Linked DNA regions of Homo sapiens: region 1 is linked to region 2. Evidence: read pairs that join two places in POLR2A ChIA-PET (ENCODE). Cell type or tissue: OCI-LY7. All regions are shown on one strand. Region 1 overlaps XYLT1 (xylosyltransferase 1). Region 2 overlaps XYLT1 (xylosyltransferase 1).

Region 1 (2,500 bases), 260 kb before region 2:
GCTTAAGGCATTTTTGAGATGAGATTCCTCACTTGCATTTGAAAAAGTCCTAATACATGCCTGAATGATTTCAACTTAATCACAACCATGATGTGTGGGGAGGTTCTTAGGCTCCAGACAGGGCAGGTAGCCAGGGCTGTGGCACAAAAATGCTTCCTCTTCCACTGAGCCAGTCTGCTCAGAGTTCTAGAGCTGTCTGCATTTCTGCAACAGACCTCGTTACTCTGTCTTCAGACTGGAGTTACCTGTCTCCTCGCAGGTAGCCTTTATTCTCACTACAACACACTTTGGCTCTGGACTTTGTGCCTCCCTTCCAGGTCCTAGGACAGTGCAGGTCAGCTGCTCAAGAAAAGTCTACTGTGATGAGGAGACTTCAGGGTTTGGAAGCTGAAGATGGTCCTGCCCTGGTAGTCACGCTGAATTCCAGAAAGAATTCCCTCTCACCGGGCTTCCCACAAATCCACTGACATTCACTCAGGGGAATTACTTGAAACCTCATTAGTAAACCTACATTCTTAGCATTTCTTTTCTGCATGAGCAGAAAACCCACCTCTAGACATTGGCTACTATGGAAGATAATGACATAGTACACCTAAGTCATCACAAAATGGATGATGGTGTAATGAAATGGCGATGACGGTAACGCTGGCAGGGAACAGACTTAATTCGGCTGAAATGTGCTTTTCATCTGTGGGGCAGTGTGGTTTTACCTGTCACCAGCTGGGTGACTTCAAAATGTTAAGGAGTCCTCTCTGAGTCTCAGTTTCTTTCTTGGTAAAATACAAAGTTGGTCTAGATATGGGTTGTAAAGTTAGATCCCTACAGGGCGGTCAGACAGATAATGGAAGCGTGTGAAGCAGCCTGAATACGAAAAAACAAGGACTGATGAAATTAGCAGAGAAGTGAAGAACACACATTCTGAAATGCACTTCCACTCCTTTAAAATAAAAAAGCATTTCTGGTTGAATAAAACATCTCTCTAGGATGAATCCAGCCCATAAGCCATCGGTCCAGTCACAATAATCCTGGGTTAGGTAATTCCCAAGGTACTCTCCAGCTTTGACATTCTATAAGTCACATTGTTATACTCAGGAAAAGGGCATGGGGCAAGCAATACATCTCATATGGATACACGGGAGCCCAGAGAAGACTGGCAACTTTTCTAAGGACACACAGAGGACTCAACACAAGGGTAGAACCAATCAAAAGACCCAGCTGTCCTATGTCACGGGTCTTGCTCTTTCTCTAACACATCTTTCCACATGCAAAATCTGAGCTCATTAGCAAAGCCATGTTCTTGCTACAGAGCAGTCCTCTCTGTGTCTCAGTTTCCCCCTTGGTAAAATACAAAATTGGGCTAGGTCTGGGTTGTGAAGTTAAATCCCTATAGGGGTCAGACAGACAATGGAAGACAGATAATCCAAGCTCATTAGCAAAGTCATGTTCTTGCTGGGAAGGAACTCAGCGAAGATTTTTTGTAATACAGTATTAACCCACTGAAATGTAACTGAGCTCTAACTGGGTCATCAAAGGAAGCCCCTGAGTTTAGGAAAATAAAACCCTGCCTTGACTCTGGCTAGTGCTAATTATACAAAAATGTCCAGTCGATGCACTTAACCATGCTTGAAACTTTCAATTTTAGATAATTTGTATTCAAACTTACATGGTTACCAGACTAACCATGAGAGACAGACAGAGAAGAAATACAGGTGAGAGGACTAGCAAAATTTTTCTTTCCAGTTTTTAATTTCATGTTCCATTATATGGGATAATAGCATCGTCTTGCAATTTTAATGTGATGTCCCGGACCATAATATTCAAATACAATATTTATGCAGTCATCTCCAAAATGAAATATTCATGGGATTGGGAGATGGGTTGCTGTATTTATCACATTCAAAAACTGATATGCTGCAAACGCATGCTTTGGTTAACTAAGAGTAAATGGAGACAACCAATTCCCTAGGTCTCAGAAAAGTTTCTGGAGTCACAGGGGTGAATGGGGACTTAAGTCTTGGACTAGGAGATGGTGGCAGAGGCCCAGCAACAGGGTATCTACCAGGGGAGAGGCATCAGCTGTTTGGGCAGGGATTTGCATTTTTTCTTCCCTTTCTTTACCATAACTTGAAAAGGTAAAATTGGAAGGCAAGGTAAGTCAGTGAACACCTGAGTGACTTTTTATAAAATATGGCTCACCAACAAGGGGCGCATGGCTCTCTCACCTGAGGCGTGAAGCACAGATCTGTAGCAATAAGCCCCATATACAAAAGGTGACCAATGATACGCTCTTCCTTTTCATTTCCCATTGAGTAGGTTACCTGGGGCAACTGGGGCAACAGGTGACACTACAGCAAACAGACATTGGGTGATCTAGGTACTAATCCTGCCTCTGCATTCACAGGCTATGAGATGTGGGGCTGGCTTAACCTCTCTGAATGCCAGTTTCCTCATCTGTAAGATAAGCCCCATGACACCTGTGTCTTGACAGCCTCCTGAATCA
Region 2 (2,500 bases):
CGATACACAGAGACAAACAAGTAACTGATGGTAATAAGCCAGCCACAGCTAACACTTACCAATGCTTCCTGCAGGCCAGGGATCACTCTATGGATTTTATGGGAATACCTCCCTTTAATCCTCATATCCAGCCTTGGATGCAGCTATAGCCATTTGACAGATGAGGAGACACACTCACAAAGGGCAGGCGTCTTGCCCAAGTCATACAACCAGTAAGCGGCAAAACCTGGCTTTGAACCTACAAATCTTCTGCCAGGGCCGGCGATTTTAACACCTGGATTAGTCTGTTTTCACGCTGCTGATAAAGACATACCAGAGACTGGGTAATTTATCAAGAAAAAAAGGTTTAATGGACTCACAGTTCCAGGTGGCTGGCGAGGCCTCACAATCACGGCAGAAGGTGAAAGTCACGTCTTACATGGCAACAAACAAGAGAGAATGAGAGAGCTTGTGTAGGGAAACTCCCCTTTATAAAACTATCAGATCTCATGAGAGTCACTCACTATCACAAAAACAGCACCAGAAAGACCTGCCCCCATGATTCAATAACCTCCCACCGGGTCCCTCCCACAACACGTGGGGGAATCATGGCAGCTACAATTCAAGAAGAGACTTGGGTGTGAACATAGCCAAACTGTATCACTACTCTACTGCAGAAGAAGAGCCATGAAAGCTGTTCACAGCAGGAGAGGCAAAAGGCCCTTTCCTCAAAGCCCATCTGGGAATACCTCACCCTTGTCTCTTCTCCAGACACAATTCTCCATTGAGAGCCGTCCTCCAAGACCTCAGGTTCATAAGGGCTAGAAGAGCAGCTTGAAACGCTGGACTTGCCCTTTGGAGCCAGAGGTCAGGCCAGGTGGGAGCCATCCACTAGCAGGTTAGAGACAACGAGATTCTCTCTGTGCAGTTCAGACCACAGCCACAGAGAATTATTTAAACCCCTCCTGGGAAACCGCAGCAACGTCAGACAGATTCAATGTGCATAACTGTATGTGTGTGTGTCTATGTGTGGTTGGGGGGGGGGCTCAGGGAGGAGGTGTGACAAGCCTGAGTGACCCAGGAGGGACTCAGGGCCCAGGAAGGGTCGGATACTCCTCCCCCATCCAGGTGGGACACAGCGAGCTGAGCAGCCCCTGATGAAACCAAAAGAGTCTCAGATCCTGTCCCTTTTCCTCCTCAGAACTCAGAGCACTGGATCCTTTGTTCAGAAAGCAAGAGAAAACACCAACACAATTCCTGCTACAGCTGAGGATGAGGGCGTGGAGCAGGTCACACAGACATACTAGCAAGCCTGCAAAGTCAAAACCGTAACAGCCACAGTAACTGACACACGTCAACAACTGACCTGGAGCCAGATGTTGCCCCATTTAACCTCCAAGACTCTCCTGTGAGGTGAGAACCATGATCATCCCCATTATACAGGTGAGAAAACCAAGGCTGATGGGAATTCATCACATGGTGCATAGGAAGCAAAGCCATGTTTCGAATCCAGGAAGCCTCTCTGTCTTAGGAAGACACGCACCCACTCATGCATGCAACAACAGATGCACAAGTAACAGTCAGAGTTGGCCAGGCACAGGGGCAGTTGCCTGTAATTCCAACAACTCGGGAGGCTGAGGCGGGAGGACGACTTGAGGTCAGCAGTTCAAGACCAGTTTGGGCATATATTGAGACCCTGTCTCTAAAAAATAAAAATTTAAAAAGAAAAACATTCAGAGTTGTGTACATTCACAAAAGGCATGCAAACATAGCATAGGGATAGAAATACAGGCATAAACGTGTGCAGAGAGCTGCAACCACGCGCATCTGCCCCTCTTCTCCAAATAAGGGCTGCCTCTTTGCACACCTCTGAGAGGTGCCCTCCACACAGAATACAACATACACTTGTAATATTGCCACACACAAGCACATAACTTTCTGGAGGGATGACTCAGATTAGAAAAACAGCATTTAGAGGGCCCCTGGTTAATCAAACGGCCTCGCCACCCCGCGCCACCTCTCTACACAGCTGATGTTGCTGATCAATGTCGCGGCTGTGCAGAGGGGGCATTTGATACCACAAAGGGAGCCAACTCCTGCTGAGGAATGAATGTGGCGCTTGTCAGCTCTGCCCCAGGCAGCAGCACAACATGATGCCCTGTTTCTCCTGGAATCGGGGCCCTGCGTCCGCTCCAGCCCTCATTTTCATGTCTTTCTTCCCAACAGACACAAGGCCGGCTCAGTTCTGGAGAAACAGCGTGGCTGCCAAGGCCCAGTGGAGGGAGAAGGCCTTGAAAAGTCACTTTATAAAGCATCCGTGCTCGCAGCAGCCAAGCCACGAGGCCGGAGCGGCTGACTTTCCATTCGCCACACACCCCACCCAAAGACGAGAACTCTGCCACAGCCAGCCCTTGTTCTCACCCACTGGGAGCCCTGGGGAGTTGAAATCACAGGGACAGCAGCAGGGAGCCCTTGGCAGCAAACCCAGCTCCTGGCATCTTCCTCGGGGGCCGTAGCTTGC

Evidence for each region. Peaks named below come from ENCODE experiments on the same cell type or tissue, not always from the same donor. Only the 100,000 strongest peaks of a DNase experiment are listed, where the experiment ranks them.
Region 1: POLR2A ChIA-PET joins it to region 2 with 12 read pairs; 3 of 35 experiments call an interaction of 5 or more read pairs at or near these places.

What each region holds. Positions count from the first base shown.
Region 1 is chr16:17,145,666-17,148,165 of GRCh38, forward strand. All of the region lies in intron 6 of XYLT1 (xylosyltransferase 1), which reads right to left. Among named protein-coding and RNA genes, the nearest start is that of XYLT1, 320 kb to the right of the region's middle. In OCI-LY7, no CTCF peak of the experiment used is centred here; no DNase peak of the experiment used is centred here.
Region 2 is chr16:17,403,087-17,405,586 of GRCh38, forward strand. The region is part of intron 1 of XYLT1 (xylosyltransferase 1); the gene reads right to left. Among named protein-coding and RNA genes, the nearest start is that of XYLT1, 67 kb to the right of the region's middle. RefSeq lists an enhancer at 1,874-2,500. In OCI-LY7, no CTCF peak of the experiment used is centred here; a DNase peak (open chromatin) is centred at 1,495.